3 separate regions of the Homo sapiens genome follow, and regions 2 and 3 are each linked to region 1. Evidence: chromatin loops called from intact Hi-C (ENCODE). Cell type or tissue: heart left ventricle. All regions are shown on one strand. Links, peaks and the distances in the headings refer to the core of each region. The heading gives the core; the rest is flanking DNA.

The links. A loop is a pair of places that touch in the nucleus more often than their neighbours do. Peaks named below come from ENCODE experiments on the same cell type or tissue, not always from the same donor. Only the 100,000 strongest peaks of a DNase experiment are listed, where the experiment ranks them.
Region 2: a loop joins it to region 1, with 9 times the contacts of the local background. A loop is called at or near these places in 30 of 110 quality-filtered maps.
Region 3: a loop joins it to region 1, with 8 times the contacts of the local background. A loop is called at or near these places in 29 of 110 quality-filtered maps.

Annotation. Positions count from the first base shown.
Region 1 is chr12:95,333,304-95,339,769 of GRCh38, reverse strand. LOC105369917 (a long non-coding RNA gene) reads left to right here. Exons shown (of 11, transcript XR_001749265.1): 11 at 2,112-2,200. Among named protein-coding and RNA genes, the nearest start is that of MIR3685, 27 kb to the right of the region's middle. RefSeq lists an enhancer at 3,933-4,849. In heart left ventricle, for the core only: CTCF peaks have their summits at 3,118 and 5,131; a DNase peak (open chromatin) is centred at 3,129; H3K27ac peaks cover 699 bases.
Region 2 is chr12:94,543,502-94,549,692 of GRCh38, reverse strand. It overlaps the pseudogene SUCLG2P2. Among named protein-coding and RNA genes, the nearest start is that of MIR5700, 15 kb to the left of the region's middle. In heart left ventricle, for the core only: a CTCF peak has its summit at 3,326; no DNase peak of the experiment used is centred there.
Region 3 is chr12:94,550,091-94,556,281 of GRCh38, reverse strand. It overlaps the pseudogene SUCLG2P2. Among named protein-coding and RNA genes, the nearest start is that of MIR5700, 8.6 kb to the left of the region's middle. In heart left ventricle, for the core only: no CTCF peak of the experiment used is centred there; no DNase peak of the experiment used is centred there.

The sequences.
Region 1 (6,466 bases), core at 754-5,753:
AGTGCTAAAATTTAATTCCCACCTTTATGAAGCTTATAACCTAGTTGAGGAGATATGGCTACATAAAAATCCATAGTGTAAGACCTAGTAGAATAACTACCATAAGCAAGACAGCCTGGTGTGGTAGAGAAAAAGCATGAACTTTGAAAACAAACACACTTGAGTTCAAACCTTGATTCTACTATTTGCTTGCTGTGTGACCTTTGGTAAATTACTAAGCTTCTCTGAGCTTGTATCCTCCCTTTCAAAAGGGAGAAATAATAACCAACTCATAAAATTATTGTAAAAATTCAGTGAGATAATGTGCACAAAGTGCTTGTTTCAATTCCTGGCACATCATAGGCAATGAATGCTAATTCCCTTCCACTGGTTTTTCAGTTCAACAAATGTTTATTGACTGTCTGCTCTGTGCCAAACACAAGTACTGAATACTGAAGATACACTCACCCACTCACTCAGTCAATAAAATGAGCCACAGTTCCTTCTGCCAAGGAGCTCCTAGTCCAGTGGGGTGAGCCACAGCCTGAGGCTTCCTGAGAAGTGTCATATGTGCATAGCCACTTGGGTTTCCTCATAGCCAGTTGGGTTTCCTCACAACATGGTGCTGGTTTGAAGAAGGAATGTTCCTGGCCGAGCATAGTGGCTCATGCCAGTAATCCCAGCACTTTGGGAGGCCGAGGTGGGAGGATTGTTTGAGCCCAGGAGTTCAAAACCAGCCTGGGCAACATAGTGAGACCCTGTCTCTACAAAATTAAAAAAATTAGCTGGGCTTGGTAGTGTATGCCTGTAGCCCTAGCTACTCAGGAGGCTGAGGCAAGAGGATCACTTGAGCCTGGAAGTCAAGGCTGCAAGGAGCTGTGATTACACCACTGCACTCCAGCCTCAAAAGTTATGCGGTATGCTATTGCTCATACTATTGGTTAAAGCCAACTGTATACTAGCCCCTAAGGGTAGGTAGGATTTTGTCAGAGAGATGAGAAGAAGGAAGAGAAAGAGGTTCCAGGCAGAGGACATGTTGTAAGTAAAGATAAGGTTTGGCGCACAAGAAACCAGGTGACCTGAATTTTAGTCTAAGACCTTCCCCTTTAACCAGCTGTATTTGTTTGGGTTCATGTCATCTGGAAAAAAAGAAGACTGAGTTAGATCAGTGGCTCTCAATCACAGCTGATGCTTTGGATACATGAAAAAAAAATGACTTCTGGGCTTCACCCTCGAACAATTAAATCAGAATGTCTGTGGATGAGACCCAGCATCAGTATTCTCTTTATTACAATATAGTTTACATACAACGTAATGCGTTCAAGTGAATATTTTAAGCGCCAATGAGTTTGACAAACGTATGTACCCATGTAATCACTTCCACAGTCAAGATAGAAAACACTGCCATCACCCTAAAAGTTTCCTTTGGCCCATTAGCTGCCAGTCCTTCCAACATCATCCCCAGATCACCACTGATCAGTGTTCTGTCACTATAGATTAGGTTTGTCCCTTCTAGAATTTCATCTAAAAGGATTCATATGCCTGTAATCCCAGCACTTTCAGAGGCTGAGGCAGGTGGATCACGAGGTAGGGAGTTCAAGACCAGCCTGGCCAACATAGTGAAACCCCATCTCTACTAAAAATACAGAAAATTAGCCGGGCGTGGTAGCAGGTGCCTGTAATCCCAGCTACTTGGGAGGCTGAGGCAGGAGAATCACTTGAACCCAGGAGGCAGAGGTTGCGGTGAGCGGAGATCATGGCACTGCACTCCAGCCTGGGTGACAGTCCAAGACTCCATCTCAAAAAAAAAAAAAAAGGATTCATACAGTAAGTATTATTTTGTCTGGCTACAATGAGGTATTAGCGTTTGTTTTAAAAGTTTCTCTGGGTGATTTTAATGAGAAGCAATGACTGGATGATCTTTCAGGACCCTTCCAGCTAAAAAGATGCCATGATTTCATCTGCTAGCCTAGAGGCACTTTATGAAAGTTGCATTTTGGGAATAATATATATGATAGATATCATTATAATAATTATGACAATGGTAATACTAATGTTTATTGATCTTTAACTATGTGCCCAGGCACTGTGCTAAGTTATTCATGTGTATTTTCTTATCTAAATCCTCACAGCAATCCAGGGGGTAGGTACTAATTTTATCCCTGATAACAGAGGTGGAAACTGAGACACAGGTTAACTTATCTAAGGTCAAGGAGCTCGCATGTGGTGGGATCAGAATTCAAATCCAGATTTTCTCACTATGAACAGAGACTGCTTTTAATCAAAATTCTGCAAGAGTTTCTACAAGGTGAAGTCTCAGCCCCCACTTCCTCGGACATGCTCGTAAGAAGTGTAAAGTGTTCCCAGATGAATGCTTTCAGCTTGTTGATGAGTTCCAGCTGGGGAGAAGAAATAATTCAACCGTACATTTAGCAAGAAGGCACAGAGCCTACCTCAATATGCAAAGGAATCCAGCTTGTTTCAAGTGTCAAGTGACAGTTTAGACAAGAGAAAAGGACTCAGTACAAATGAGATGGGACAGAGGTTGCATCCCGTGCATGTCTTCTGAGATATATACAAAATAGAGAAACAAAGACTAACTCATCCACTGATTTCACCGTAGTAATGCAGATTATTTCCTGACATTTCAATACACAGATACACACACACACACACCACACACACACACACACACACATCTATTTTCAGTTTTCAAAATATTCATCACTGTCACTACGAACAATGAACAACTAGTCTTATTTTGTGGTAGAGGAGTCTTCCCAGAGTACCTGACAGGTGACCAAATATCACCCTGCTCCTGCAAACCTATTTGATTCTGGGAGTCTTGGTAGACATGCTTGGTTGGTTTACAGCCTGTGCTTCTTATAAATTCACTAGTGGCTTAAAAAAAAAAAAAAGCATCAGCACGATGAAAATATATGTCTTTCTTAAGTTGCACTCACCCATGACATCCAAATCAAAGGCTTGTCAGCTGAGGTTGTCCCAGTTCCCTCCAAGAGAATATTAACAATTAATCCTGATCACCCGAAACAAACAGGTTCCTATTCAAATACTGGCTGTCAGTATCTGGCTGTCAAGCCAAGAGCAAGGCTAAGGCCTCAGCCTGCCCAGCTGTCTGCCCGCTGGGTGACAGTGTTGATCCATCTGAAATAAATGCGCTTTGTCCCTGGGCCAGAAAATACCAGGTCCCTAAAAGGAAAGACTGCAGCCAGATGGTGTTCTGAGGGCCTGGGGAAACGCTTTGCCTTCCTTCCCGGAGAGAAGCAGAATGATTCTGTGTTTTCTTTATCTTTCAAAGGAAGATGTGAGGTGAAGCATTGTTCTGATGTTACCATATTGGGCTAGGTTTCTCTGGGCGAAGTGCTACCGCGAATGATGTGATTACACATAATAAATTACTTGCATTTTCCTGATAATTTAATGAGGGCAAAGAGCTTGCAATGAGCGTTGTGAAAACTCAGCTGAAAATTCATTTCAGCTGTTTGTTCGGATGCATGGGGCTGGAAGGATTCTTTAACTGAGGTGTTCTTTTTTATACACATGTGCATCCAGGGCTCTGGGGTGGGACAAGATTGTCTCTGTGGAATATTATTTCCAAATTGCCAGCTCACATATTTACATTATTCTATCTGTTCTGACGTGATCCTTGACTTCAAGAGGGAAGAGAGTTCCTGTCCAGATACAAATACTGTTCAGATGCAAATACAGGAACAGGCCAGCTGCAGTGGCTCATGCCTATAATCCTAGCACTTCCCTGGGAGGCTGAGGTGGGAGGATCACCTGAGGCCAGGAGTTCAGGACCAGCCTGGTCAACGTGGTGAAACCCCGTCTCTAATAAAAACACAAAAATTAGCCAGGCATGGTGGCGTGTGCCTATAATTCCAGCTACTTGGGAGGCTGAGGCAGGAGAATCACTCCAGCCTGGGTGACAGAGTGAGACTCCATTTCGAAAAACAACAAAAACAGGAACAAATACTGTAGTCTGTAGTTACAATTCCAGGTGACCAGTGGAAATGGTGGAAGTGTGTAGTGACACCGCAGTAGAGGAGAGAGAATGATGGAACCAGCCATGTCTCTCCTTTAAAGGGACAAGACAGAAAATGAATTGAGTGCTTCAGGAGGCTTTAAAAGGCTTGGTTTGGGCCATTTTTTGTTCTCCTCCACCGTACCTCTCCAAAGATGGAGTAAAGAGAATAGTGACTCAAAACATTGTGACTCTTCATCACAATGTTTTATGAGGAATGAAGCCATGTTAATTTTTTTTTAAGCGAGACAGAGTCTGTCACCTAGACCGGAGTGCAGTGACACAATTATAGCTCACTGCAGCCTTGACTCCTGGGCTCAAGGGATCCTCCCGCCTCAGCTTCCTAAGTAGCTAGGACGGCAGGCACACACCATCACACATGACTAATTTTATTTTTTGTAGATTTGAGGTCTCACTATGTTGCCCAGACTGGCATCAAACTCCTGGCCTTAAGTGATAGATCCTCCTGCCTCATCTTCCCAAAATGGGGGGATTACAGGCATGAGCCACTGCCCCGAGCCAAAGTCATGTTTACGTGAGCCTTTGTCCCAAATTCTTATAATCAGGTTGAAAGACTAAAATAGAATTATCAACTTAAGAAATTATATCACAAAACTTTTAGTACTTAGTATATGTGCTGCCGAAGCGAGCACAACAAAACTTATAGTACTTAAATAGTTTCTTGGCTGGGCATAGTAGCTCAGGCCTGTAATCTCAGCACTTTTGGAAGCTAGACAGGAAGATTGCTTGAGACCAGGCATTCAAGACCAGCCTGGGCAACATAGTGAGATCCCATCAAAAAAAAATTATTTTTAAGTTTCTTTTTTCACCTTTGTTTTATTTAATATTATTTGATCCAACTTATTTGAGCCAATTTAGCACATTTATATTTTATTACAAGTGACATAATAAAGGTTTGGGTTTTTTAATAACAAAGGTTTTTGATATTTCAACTACACTACAACTGCAGTCATATTTTCTAAAGGAGCTCTCCTTGAGTTCTGAGAATCTCAAATGAGGGTGAAGAATACAAACAGGTGGGCTGTGGATTGGGCTTTTGCTCTCTGAGACTCACACAGACACTGAGCATCACGGAGCCAAGGACCATCAAAGCCAGAGGGTGAAGCTGTTGAGCTGTGAGTCACTTCCCTGTCTCTCCTCTTCAGACACTTCAAAGCCTTTTCTAACTTTAGCTACCGAACACCCAGACAGCATGGGCCCTCTTAGGGCAAACTGCAACCACACGCATTTTTTTTTTTTTTTTGAAAGGGAGTCTCACTCTTGTTGCCCAGGCTGGAGTGCAGTGGCATGATCTTGGCTCACTGCAACCTCCGCCTCCTGGATTCAAGCGATTCTCCTGCCTCAGCCTCCTGAGTAGCTGGGATTACAGGTGTGTGCCACCATGCCTGGCTAATTTTTGTATTTTTAGTAGAGATGAGGTTTCACCGTGTTGGCCAGGCTGATCTCAAATTCCTGACCTCAGGTGATCCACCTGCCTCGGCCTCCCAAAGTGCTGGGATTACAGGCATGAGCCACCGTGCTCCACTCCACATGCATTTTTGTATCCTATTCAGTATATATTAAGGATATTTTATCAGAGTTTTGGTAGCCTCTACCCTGCAGGGACCAACCACATGATCAGCAGAGAGGGTAAAAGGATTTATGAGAGGAGGCCTTGGGCAGCAGAGATTGAGAACTTTCTGGGACTTACCAGAACAGAGCAGTAAGCAGCTCCAGGAACACCCATATCTTTCTGTCCCTGCAGAGATGTGCACACATCTACTCATCTTCCTATTTCTTTTCTTTTCTTTGAGACAGTCTTGCTCTGTCACCCAGGCTGGAGTCCAGTGGCACAATCTCGGCTCACTGCAACCTCCACCTCCTGGGTTCAAGCGATTCTCCTGCCTCGGCCTCCCGAGAAGCTGGAATTAACAGGTGCCTTCCACCAGGCCGGGCTAATTTTTGTATTTTTAGTAGAGACAGGGTTTCGCTATGTTGGCCAGGCTGGTCTCAAACTCCTGACCTCAGGTGATCCACCGCCTAGGCCTCCCAGAGTGGTGGGATTACAGGCGTGAGCCACTGCACCCAGGCCACATCTTCCAATTTATTTTACCTTCTTAGTATTCCGATCCTGAAGGTCTTTGGAGGCTTATATGACTGCTTTGTGAGAAGTCAGCACCACAGATTATTTGCAGGGAGGGTCCTCTGGTATACTTTGATTTTTGAAAATGCAGAAAAGCATAAAGAAAGAAATTAAAAGCATTCACACTTCTGCTACCCAGAACTAAGCACTGCTAATGGTTAGGTGTATGAGCACACCTCATTCTACTGTGCTTTGTAGTTATTGCATTTCACAAATATCGTGATTTTTACAAACTGAAGATTTTTGACAACCCTGTGTCCTGCAAGTCTATCAGCACCATTTTTCCAACAGCATGAGCT
Region 2 (6,191 bases), core at 676-5,675, 790 kb after region 1:
CTTATTCCAGAAAACACAGATTTAAGATTTTTCAGTGATTCTTGCCTTCACCCCCCCTTTTCCTCCCCAACGAGATAACCATTTCTTTCACAATGATGAACCATCCCTTTTTATGGAAAAATGGCTTTGTTTCTCCATCGGATCAGGACAAAGACATCACTTCTTGGCCACACTGGCCACAGCCTTCTTGGCTGCATCCTCCAGGTCAACGGCTGAAGTAATGGGGAGTCTGCTGTTGAGTATTTCCTGGGCCTCTTGGACGTTGGTTCCTTCAAGCCAAACCACAAGGGGCACCTTGAGTTCTAGCTCCTGGCAGGCTTTGGTGATCCCATTGGCAATGATGGCACAGTTGACGATACCACCAAAAATATTGACAAGGATGGCTTCAACCTTAGGATCAGCTGTGGGCAATGTGAATGCTTGATATACTTGAGCTTCCTTTACACCACCTCCAAGATCCAAGAAGCTGGCTGGCTTCCTACCATTAAGGAAAATGATATCACAAGTAGCCATGGCGAGCCCAGCACCATTCACAAAGCAGGCAATGTTCCCATCTAGTCCTATGTATTTTAGATCATATTTGGCAGCTTCATTTTCAATGGGCTCATTCTCTGATTTGTCGTCCATAGCAAATATGTCTTTTTGTTGGAATTCTGCATTGTCATCAAAGTTTATCTTGGCATCAAAACAGACAACTTGTCCTTCTGGAGTTTCACCAAAGGGATTCACTTCCACCTGAGTAGCATCAATTTTCAGGAAGAGATTATACAGCTTCGTAATTTGATCTGCAGCCTGGCTTTTCAAAGGCCCAACGAAGCCTAGATTTTCTGCCATCCGCTGAGCTTGGCTGTCCTTTATTCCTTCAAAAATGTCAATTTGCTCCTTAAAAATGAGCTCTGGGTTTGAAGCAGCCACCTCTTCAATGTCGATGCCCTCCTGGGGGCTGCCCACCAGCATGGGGCCATTGCAGGACTGGTCCATCAGAATTGCCAGGTAGGTTTCTCTGGAAATGTCCAAGGCTTCAGCAACCATCACCTTGTTAACTTTCACACCTTCTTTTGGAGTTTGTTTTGTCGCTAGATTGTACCCAATCATCTGTTTAGCCAGCTGTCCCACAACATTAGGGTCTTTTGTTAAATGAACACCTCTTTTCAAACCACTATTGAAGACACCTTTTCCTCTTCCTCCAGCTAAGATCTGGGCTTTTAAAACAATTTCTTTTGCATTTAGTCTCTTAGCGGCCTCAAGAGCTTCATTCGCAGTGTCTGCTACAAAGAATCTTTGAACTGTCACTCTGTTATCAGACATCAGTTTCTTGCTCTGGCATTCCTGCAGGCTCAGCCATCTTCTGGAGGTTAATTGAACTGCCCGGGACCTGGCCACCAGGAAGCGGGGCAGCAGCGCTAGGGCTTGCAGAAGCTTCCAGGCCTGCGCTGCCATGGGGGACGCTATCTTAAACAGGAAACCTAGCACTCTAACAGCCTTTTAACTACTGCCCCTTTCCCTTTTTTCCTGCCTTGTGTGAAGATGTGATGCGTGGAACCGTGGCAGCCATCTTGCAACCATGAAGTGATGAGAATGAGAACTAAAAGCCAAGCAGCTAAGGATGGCAGAAGAAAGCCGGACAGGAGCTGGGTCTCTGTGAGCCCCGTTGAGCAGTTGAGTCAATGCTGGGAATCATCTGTCTGGAGACTTCTTGTGATGTGAAGTCTTAAATGTCTTTCCTTATGCCTTTGATAATGGCCATTAGTTGCATCATAAGCCATTTGTAATTGACACAGGGAGTAGGAAGATGAAGGTAACAATGTGAGCAAACTTATCACATGTTGATGTGGCGCTCTTGAAGCAGCTATTTTAGTCTGAGAGGCAGTTTTTTTGTTTGTTTGCTTTTTTTTAGGTAGCTGGGGGGAAAGCCAAACTATTAAATATTTAGTTTTTAATTATTGTTACTAAGTAGTACATTCAGTAGTCATCAGGCCCACATCCCTTGTCCCTTGTTTGTCTTTTTCACTTAGGCCTGCTTTGAATTTTTAATATAAAACAGTGTTTCGAGCAATTTTGTGGAGAGTGTTTTCAAATGGTCACATCAGACATTCCCTGGGTCAAAATGGCCACAGCAAATAGGCCTCCGCCAAGTGTATGGCCTCACCTGGAGCAAAGGCACGGGAGGCAGGGATCTGTGGAGTAGGGTGAGGACACAGCAAGTTAAGATGGGGGCGGGGTCATGTGGAGTGGAACTCAGAGAGTTGGGGGTTGAGTGTAGAGTAGAATAGGGGCAAAATATGTGAAATGCAGGGCTTGGGAAAGGTGGGAGCCCTTCTTTCCCAAATGCAAATTGGGAGCACCCATTTCACTGGGATGTTCTTGGCCTCCATCCCATCCTGCCTATTTTGTGCACCTTCAGATGGCCTGCTCTCATCTCAGCCCCACCTGGGGGCCTGTGAGAAACGTGGTTGCCCCAGTGTCACACAGGAAGTATGGCTGTCTCTGCTGCTGAGGTCTAAAGTCCATCCTGGGGTGAAGATGTGGTCGTCTGGTTGGAATCAGGGACCAGGAGACTTGACTGGAAGTTTCTAGTGTCTGATGCTGGTTGCTTAGGGGAGTCACCAGACAGTCCCCATGATGCCACCTGCAGAGGAAGTAGAAAGATGAGATCCAGAGATCCAGAGCAGAGAGAGAGTGGAGGACCCAGCGGCCGATGGGGACAGTGCAGAGCATCCCCATCCATATTCAGACATGCAGATGGATTGGAGTACTTGACGATGATTGCATAGCATCCGGATTGGGAATGACGAATTCAGCCTCCACCACAAGTGCAAAGTCCCTGGGACCAGCTGTCCAGAGTCACCCAGTTCTTAATCACTAGACCTCTGGAGATAATGGTCCCCATCCTCACACTTCACCCTTCCCCAGACTGCCCCAAATGTAGCTCTTCTGATGACAGTATTCTCCAGGCTTTATGAAGTTTTACTAATTGTGGCTGGTTAGTTATTTCTGAAGAAATTGTTTCTAGTCCCGGTGTTGAAGGATAGCACTTGAGCAAACAGACAAAACACTTAATAAACATTCCAAGGCCATTGGCCTTTGGAGAAAGCTTGTCTTTTGGTCATATCACTTCTTCTAATGTGGCTTTTTTCCCCCTCAGAGAAGGGTGTTAGAGGACAGGGCATTTTCCCTCTAGACATTGTCAGCGGGACAGTTCCATGAGTGTATTGGCGGTTCCTGGTCATGTGCTGTGATCACCAAGGTTCAGCCATTTTTGTGTCTGGGGAACCGGCAGGTTCCTTCGGTATAACGCTCCCCATTGCTGAGGTTATAGCAACCTCTAGGGGTTGCCACGGGTTACTGTGCTGGCTACAGTGTCTTGGATCCCTTTAAAGTTGGAGTTCTCAGGGTTTCCTACAGGTGTTCCAGGGGAGCACGGAGGGTCTGATGGCTGGACTTTAGCGTCGCCTCCATCTGCTGCCCATGGTCTGCAACTTAGGGTGTCAGCTTGCCTAGACCCACCTAAGAATCACCCCCACTCTAACTGCACACACGCAACATACACACGTGCGCACACAGCCCCTGCTCTGAAGGGGGTGTGCATTTGCCTCACTCCTCTTGTTGAAGCCCCCCGAGTTCCCCTAGTTCTTCCCTATGTCCCCAACCTCCTCATTCGCTGAACACAAACAAGTGTGTTTGTGTTCACATGTGGCCCTGGAGAGCTGTTGCCAAGCGGCATTTACCATTTTCCTGAATCTCTTAGCAGGGGCGTTCCAGGCTCTAGTTTTTATGATTTATCTCAAAATCCAATCCAATCTCGTCACCCTCTGCTTACAGCCTGTGGCAATTTCCCATTTCCCCTTCTTGTGGCCTATAAGGCCCCTTTCCCGTCTCCCTGCCCTCTTCACCCTCGTCTCTCCTGACACACCATCCCCACCTGCTAGTCAGAATGAATTTCTTTTTGTACTTCAAAAGCTCTCTTCTTATTCTTGAAATGTTACAATTAATCCCATGTGGCCACAGCTCTGTGTACAGCATGGCAGTGTCTAATAATTAGTTATGAGTGTGTGGGTATCATCCAGTATTCAGCAGGGCAACTGTGATTTGCCCACTGCAAAGCTCCAAGTACCCACTTTGAAAGATACCAAAGAAGGTTAAGACACAGTTCCTACTTCCAGGGAATTTTACCTTCTAGTTGGGTAAGACATGAACACATGAAATGACTAGAAAACAAGGAAGTGTTAAAACAGAGGTTGCAAACTGGTGGACTATGAGCTGAAGCTAGGCCTTAAAAAATGTGTCTTGTTTCAAAATAACAATCTTAGCCAGCTCAGTTGTCATTTTCCAATTTTTAAAATTCTGGTAAAATACATATAACATTAAATTTACTATTTCAACCATTTTTAAGTGTGAAATTCAGTGGCACTAAGTACATTCATATTGGTGTGCAGCCATCCCCACCGTCTACCTCCAGAACTTTTTTCATAATTTTTTTTTTTTTTTAAGATGGAGTCTCACTCTGTCACCCAGGCTGGAGTGCAGTGGCGCGATCTCGGCTCACTGCAACCTCCGCCTCCCAGGTTCAAGCGATTCTCCTGTCTCAGCCTCCCAAGTAGCTGGGACTACAGGCACCTGCCACTGTGCCCAGATAATTTTTTGTATTTTTAGTGGACATGAGGTTTCACCATGTTGGCCAGGCTGGTCTCAAACTCCTGACCTCAGGTGATCTACCCACCTCGGCCTCCCAAAGTGCTGGGATTACAGGCGTGAGCCACTGCACCCAGCCTAGAACTTTTTTCATCTTGCGAATCTGAAACTTTGTACCCATTAATCACTAATTCCCCATTCTTGCCCCCCACCCACTTCCTGGCAACCACCATTTCACTGTCTCTGTGGTTTTGACTAAGTATTGCAGCTCATACGAATGGAATCGAACAGTAATTTATCCTTCTATTACTGACTTATTTCATTTAGCAGAATGTCCTGAGGATTCATCTGTGTTGCATATATCAGCATTTCCCTCCTCGTAAGGCTAAATAATATTCCATCATGTGATATATATATATGTGTGTCACATTTTGCTTATCTATTCATTTGTCAATGGACACTTGGGTTGCATCCGCATTTTAGCTCTCATGAATAATGCTGCTATGAATATGGGTGTACAAATATATCTTCAAGACTCTGCTTTCAGTTCTTTTGAGTATATACCCAGAAGTGGAATTGCTGGATCATATGCTAATTCTATTTTTAAATGTTTGAGGAACTGCCATACTGTTTTCTACAGCAGCTGCACCGTTTTCCATTCCCACCAACAGCGCTCCAATTTCTCTACATCCTCACCAACACTTATTTTCTATTTTGTTTTTGTTTGGTTTTGTTTTTTACTAGTAGCCGTTGTAATGGATGTGAGGTGGCCAACACAGTTAATTTTTAAAAAATTAGTTATCAATGTCTTAAAATCAAATTTCACTTTAAAAATGTATATTTTCAGTTTTTTTGAAAAATTGGAAAACTCTGGCTGGTCTGGCCTGTCCTTGTCCCTGGTAACAGTTGGCTAGAGCTAAGTAGCAACTGCCCCTTGGCACAGGGCAGGGCCTGCAATTTCCAGCTCAGCTCGCACCTCTCCTGTAGGTTCCTTAACACAAAAAATAAAAGCAGGTGCCTCTCACCCCAGCACTGCCACTTTTCCCCACTGAACGGTCAGGAAGAGAGGATTTTCCTTGTATTCATCCTTGATAAAATGTGGCAAAACTAAAAGCAGACAGGGAGATAGGGAGTGAATGTCATTTTTGTGATAGTGTATACTGATTATGTTTAATTGGTAGATTAGTCCATTCTCACACTGCTGTAAAGAAATACCTGAGACTGGGTAATTTATTTTTATTTTAAAAAGAGGTTTAACTGGATCATGGTTCTGCAGGCTGTACAGGAAGCATGACGGCATCAGCTCCTGGGAGGCCTCAGGGAACTTACAATCATGGCAGAAGATGAAGGGGGCGGAGTGAGGCATCTCATGGTGGGAGAAGGAGCAAGAGAGAGAGGTGGGTAAGTGCTAGCCAGTTCTCATGTAACTGGTTACACAACCAGTAAATAACCTGTTGAGAATAACCAATTCTCATGAGAACTCTATCACGAGAACAGCACCCAAGGGTTGGTACTAAACCCTTCGTGAAGGATCCACCCCTATAATCCAATCACCTCCC
Region 3 (6,191 bases), core at 676-5,675, 780 kb after region 1:
ACATCACAGAAATGATACTGTTCTCATTGCATCCTGTCACATAGAGCTCAGTTTCCATTTGTCCCATTATTGATGATTTTGCTTTGATAATTAAGGTGTCTTCTAGGCCCCTTCACTGTAAAGATGTTTTGTCCCCATGAGTAATTAATGAGGATTTAGTGGAGAAGTATGTTGTACCTCCCATTTCTCACCAAACTTTCAATTTATTCATCTATTTGCTAATATTAGTATGGAATCACTGTTTCCTATTTTATTCAAAGGGTTGTAATCCATGATTATTATTCATTTTAATAACAAGTTGAACCCTGTACAGCTGTGGGAACTCATTTAAGCAATGTTTTGTGTCCTTTTGCCATGTCCTCATTATTCTTTGAGCAAGCACGTGCTCCAGGCTCATGTTGTACTTTCCTTGCCCTAGACCTAGAACTGACCGTTCTTGTAAGGAGCCTGGGTTGCATTTGGTGGAAAACTGCATTTTAAAGCCAAGATCTGGATTCTAGGTTTGCTCTGCTATTAGGGCATCACCACTCCCAGGTCGTCATAGTAGACAGGGTAGGGAATACATTTTGTATATGGATATATGTATGTGTGTATAGTATGTAATGATACAGGTACATACATAGACATCTGTTATGGACTGAATCTTTGAGTCCCCCAAAATTCATATGTTGAAGCCCTAGTCCCAATTGTGATAGTATTTAGAAATGGGGCTTGTGGAAGGTAATCAAGGTTAAATTAGGTTATTAGGGTGGGGTCTTCATGATGGCATTAGTGGCCTTATAAGAAGAGAGGGCATGGCTGGGCGAGGTGGCTCACACCTGTAATCCCAACACTCTGGGAGACCAAGGCAAGTGGATCACTTGAGGTCAGGAGTTCAAGACCAGCCTGGCCAAATGGTGAAACCGCGTCTCTACTAAAAATACAAAAAATTAGCTGGGCATGATGGCACATGCCTATAATCCCAGCTACTCGGGAGGCTGAGACAGGAGAATCGCTTGAACCTGGGAGGCAGAAATTGCTGTGAGCCAAGATTGCACCACTGCACTCCAGCCTGGGCAACAGAGCAAGACTTCGTCTCAAAAAAAAAAAAAAAAAAAGAGCAGCAGTCTCTCTTTCTCATTCTCTCTTTCTGTCCCATGATGTAAGGACACAGTGTGAAGGTAGGGAGCAAGCCAGGAAGAGGGCCCTAGCCAGCATCTTGATCTCGGACTTCCCAGTCTCCAGAACTATGGGCAATACATGTCTGTTGTGTAAGCCACCCAATCTAGTGTATTTTGTGATAGTAACCTGAGCTGACTAAGACAATGTCTGTATTTATTTATATACTTATATGCATTTATATAAAAATTTAAATCTCTGCTGATTTCTGCATCTATGTCTATATTGAAAATCATGAGTGCGCACTAATACCTCCAATACCAATCAACACCTCTGGGTTTATTCAAGCTCTCCTTTCCATATTTGTAACTTCTTTCTCCTACAGTGAAAGCACGGACTTCCATTGTCTCTAACATATTTACTCATTTTCTCCACTCCCTCTGTATAACAAATTTCCCATCTCTGCTGCCCACATCTCCACCATGTGGGTGATGGTTGGGTACTAACAGTGCTGACTGCCTCGCCCTACTTGGATCTAAGACAACCTTGCTGGTGGCCCCAGTGCATGTACCTCCCTGCCACCCTCTCTGGCTTTGACACATGCTCCAGGCTGCCCATTCAAGGAAGCCCTCTTCCACCCTTCTGGATTGATGACTCTGCCGGGTACCCCCTCCCCTGTGTCCTCCTCCCCATGCCTGAGCTCGGCCACCCTGCTCTAGGCTACCAGCCCCTCCCACCATGGGTCCCTGCCTTACTCTGTTCAACTAACTGCTAATGGCTTTAAAACTGAATTATTCTGGAAGGAAAGGGAACAAGGAAAGGAAGAGCATTTTATTGTGGGTTTTTTCCTGATTATTTTAGTAATACAAAATGACTTGGAGACATTTGGGGAAATATAGAAGAGACAGAGAAAGATAAAAATCCGCATTAATTCTTCCACCTAGAGAAAACCATTATTATCCCTTTCCCTCCAAAAACGTTGAACTTAAACAAAAACAACCTTCACCACCCAACCCTACCCACGAAACTACTACTTTCCTCAGTTGAGAAAAGAATATATGCACATGCCGGGCACGGTGGCTCACGCCTGGAATCCCGGCACTTTGTGAGGCCGAGGCAGGCGAATCACGAGGTCAGGAGTTTGAGAACAGCCTGGCCAACGTGGCGAAACCTTGTCTCTGCTAAAAATATAAAAATTGGCCAGGCATGGTGGCCCGCACCTGTAATCCCAGCTGCTCGGGGAGGCTGAGGCTTGAGAATTGCTTTAACCCAGGAGGCGGAGTTTGCAGTGAGCTGAGATTGCACCATTGCACTCCAGCCTGGGCGACAGAGTGAGACTCCATCTCAAAAAAAAAAAAAAAAAAAAAAAAAAAAAAAAAAGAATATGTGCACATGGTTGAAAAATTCAGAAGTAACCTTCCTTCCCACCCAGATCCCCAAGACCCCTCCCCAGATGCAACTGTTGATATCTGTGTATTGTGTATTCTTCCAGCTATTTTCTATGCATATATAATATATGTTTACTCCATTTCTCAACCAAATTGAATTTTACCTTTCTTACATATTTCCTCTTAGTCTTTTTGCTCTGCATGTATATAATCTAGCAAAATATGAACTTTTTCCTATAAGTTGTCACTTGAAGTGCCTGCACAATTTTCCATCATGTATGTGTTTCATTGGTTTCATCTCCTGTTGTTGGGTATCTGCAGTTTTTTACTATCATAAATGATGGGCTTTGTCTTTATTGTGCCAGGGGAGTCATGAAGCCAACCCAGCACAGTGAAGCAGTTCAGCTGCTTTTGGTGGCTAGTAATAGAATGTTGAGCCAAAACTGGCTAAAACAATAGAGGTTTATTTTTCTCAATAATAAGCATTCCAAGGCCGGGTGCGCTGGCTCACGCCTGTAATCCCAGCACTTTCGGAGGCTGAGGCTGGTGAATCATCTGAGGTCAGGAGTTCAAGACCGGGCTGGCCAACATGTTGAAACACCGTCTCTACCAAAAAAAAAAAAAAAAAAAAAAATTAGCCAGGCATGGTGGCTCATGCCTATAATTCCAGATACTTGGGAGGTTGAGGCACAAAAATTGCTAGAACCCGGGAGGCAGAGGTTGCAATGTGTTGAGATCGTGCCACTGTGCTCCAACCTGGGGGACAGAATGAGACTCTGTCTCAAAAAAAAAAAAAAAAAAAAAAAAAAAAAAAAGCATTCCAGAGGTGGGTGATTAAACCAGTTTTGCCCAAGATGCTAAAACACAGAAGATAACATTTCAAAGCCAAGTCACTATAGGTAGAATTTCCAAAGCGCAGGTTTGAGGGCCTCTCCCTGTGTTCCTGAACTCCTCACCCTTTTCAGGATTGAGAGAGGGGAAAGAGAAGATTCTTCAACTGTTTTTTTTCTTCAGATTTCTTCTGAGGTGCCCAGGATGGAGGTTTTACTGCCCTCAACTTAAGGCAGGTCTCAGACAGAGCATTGAGACCTACTTCTTGACTGACAAGTGAGAGAGCTATCGAGACCTGTGGCTGCCAGACAGGAGGCCTATGCTGGAGGCAGCCACTGTGATGCTGAGTGCTTCTCCGGCTCTGGCATGCAGCACTCAGGAGAGAAATGCTGCTAGTCCAATGAGGGCAGGGGATCCCCTCAGAAGAAAGTGGGAAGTGGGCACAGCACCCCTGTGAGGCTGAGGGAGGAGACCCCAGGACAGATGCATCCCCTCAAGAGACCTGCAGGGAATCCCGGAGTAGCAATCTCCTAAGAGCCTGCAGAAGTATCCGTGAGAAAAAAATCAGTTGGGTCACAACAGAGACCCCAGCTGGCTTTTAGCAGTACCCACTTAGGAAAGACTCTACCGGTTGTCTTTCCCACGCCCTGGCCCTAAGGGATCAAGCACACCCTAGCAGCCTCGTAGGGGTGAGCGTTGGGTGGAAGGAGAAGAAGCATGAGGCAGAAAAAGAAAGAAACACCAGCCATGGCCTCTTTACACTTCAGGCTGTGGGCCTGAGACAGGCCTGGTGATGGAACGGAGACACGATGCAAAATCAGATTCAGGCTTTTATTCATCTTGTACTATTCTGATTCCACAACTGCAAATCTGTTGGCTAGGGAAAGTGACTTTGGGTTATCTGTTACCTGAGGGTGAGGACAAAAGTCATGGACCTGCCAGAGTTTTCATCCAGTAGGGGAATATCACCCCACTGAAGAGTTTCCAGGGCCAATGGGAGCAACAGTAGAGTTCATTTTCATCACACCTAATGAGCTGTGTCCTTGACATTCCAGTTACAAGCAGAGCTAAAGTGGCTGAAGCAACAGAGGTTTATTTTTATTTTTATTTTTTGAGACGGAGTTTCACTCTTGTCGCCCAGGCTGGAGTGCAGTGGCACGATCTCAGATCACTGCAACCTCCACCTCCCGGGTTCAAGCAATTCTCCTGCCTCAGGCTCCCGAGTAGCTGGGATTACAGGTGCCCACCACCACACCCGGCTAATTTTTGTATTTTCAGTAGAGACGGGGTTTCACCATGTTGGCCAGGCTGGTCTCGAACTCCTGACCTCAGGTAATCCACCCACCTCGGCCTCCCACAGTGCTGGGATTATAGGCATGAGCCACCGCACCCGGCCGAGGGTTTATTTTTCTCACCTAAAAAGAAGTTGGGAGGCAGGTGGCTGCAGGGTTGATTTATTAGCTCAGTGAAGGCCAAGGACCATGCTCAGCCGTCCTCTTGCTCTTGCTCTACTGGCCTCCGTCTATCAGTAATGTCTCCCCTCCTGGCCACAAGATGGCTGCCCTGGATCCAGGCATCACATCCTCACACAGAAAAACATGCTAGACAGGCTCTCCTTCCCTTTTACAGAGAGGAAAATCTCTTCTAGAAGTGCCCCCGAAAGACCAACTTTATGACTCTTGAGCCAGAACTTGGTCACATGTCCATCCCTCCAGCACATTTCCTGAACGTCTCCACTTCCTTACTGCCTAAGTTTCCTCAAACCACTGTAAACTAGAATCAGTACCTCCCTCCCAAGAATTGCATCCAATGAGGTCATCGACCACCTAATTGCCAAAACCAGTGCATGCATTTCACAGCCTGGCCTTACTTGGTTTCTAGATTGGTCAACACTGGAGACCTCTTCCTGTTCTTTGAAGCTTAATCCCTTAGGGTGTTTTCTCTCCAGGTCTCCGTGTACCTCTCCACCACTCTTCAGGGTTCTGTGGCTCCCCGTCCTTCCTACACACCCTCTGTGGACCCAGCTGCCGCCTGTGTGGCAAATACTACTACAGTTACATAGCTAGTAGCATCTACCTCTTTTATAAGCAGTGGATCTATATTTTAAATTTCTTATATAATATTGGTTCAGGATGTTCCTAGAGAACCTCAAACGAAAACACCAAGGTCATTGTTTTTTCCCTTACACCAAGTCTGCTCTTTCTGTACTCTTTATTTCCATTAAAAGGCACCACCACCACCCAAGCTAGAAACCTCAGAACCATCTTCCTTGTCATTACCACCATCAACCCATGTCAATTCTACCTTCTAAATACATCTCAAAATCATCATCTCTCCATCTCAACCGCAGCTGCACTAGTTCTGGTCCAGTTCTTCCCAGGACAGTTCTAACAGCCTTTTTTTTTTCTTTTACAACTTACAAAACATAATTTTATTTAAACTTGTATAGATAAAAATCTACCAAAATTTAAACAAAAACTTTATCCAAATCCTTTCCCACAACAAAATTGGACATCATGGAAAAAAAAAACATTCAGATAAGGTTCCCATCTTTCTACCATCAACTGGTAGATCCTGGGAGGATGAGGTGTAAGAGATAAACGAGGAGAGAAGATACTGATACCCAACACAATTTGATCTTCAGTGTTGTCTCATCTTGAAATGACTTAATAACAGAGATTTCCATAAGAATCAGGATTCATTTTTGACCCAAAAATGGAAGCTTCCACTCCAAAGTCACAAATAAGGTTTCTGGTTTTATTTTTAGTGTGAGGTAAACAGTATATTCAATATTAAACCAAATGGTAAAAACACATGGATGGTATATTAATGCAGACCTTCCATTATTAAGTATATTTTGGAACACTCATGGAT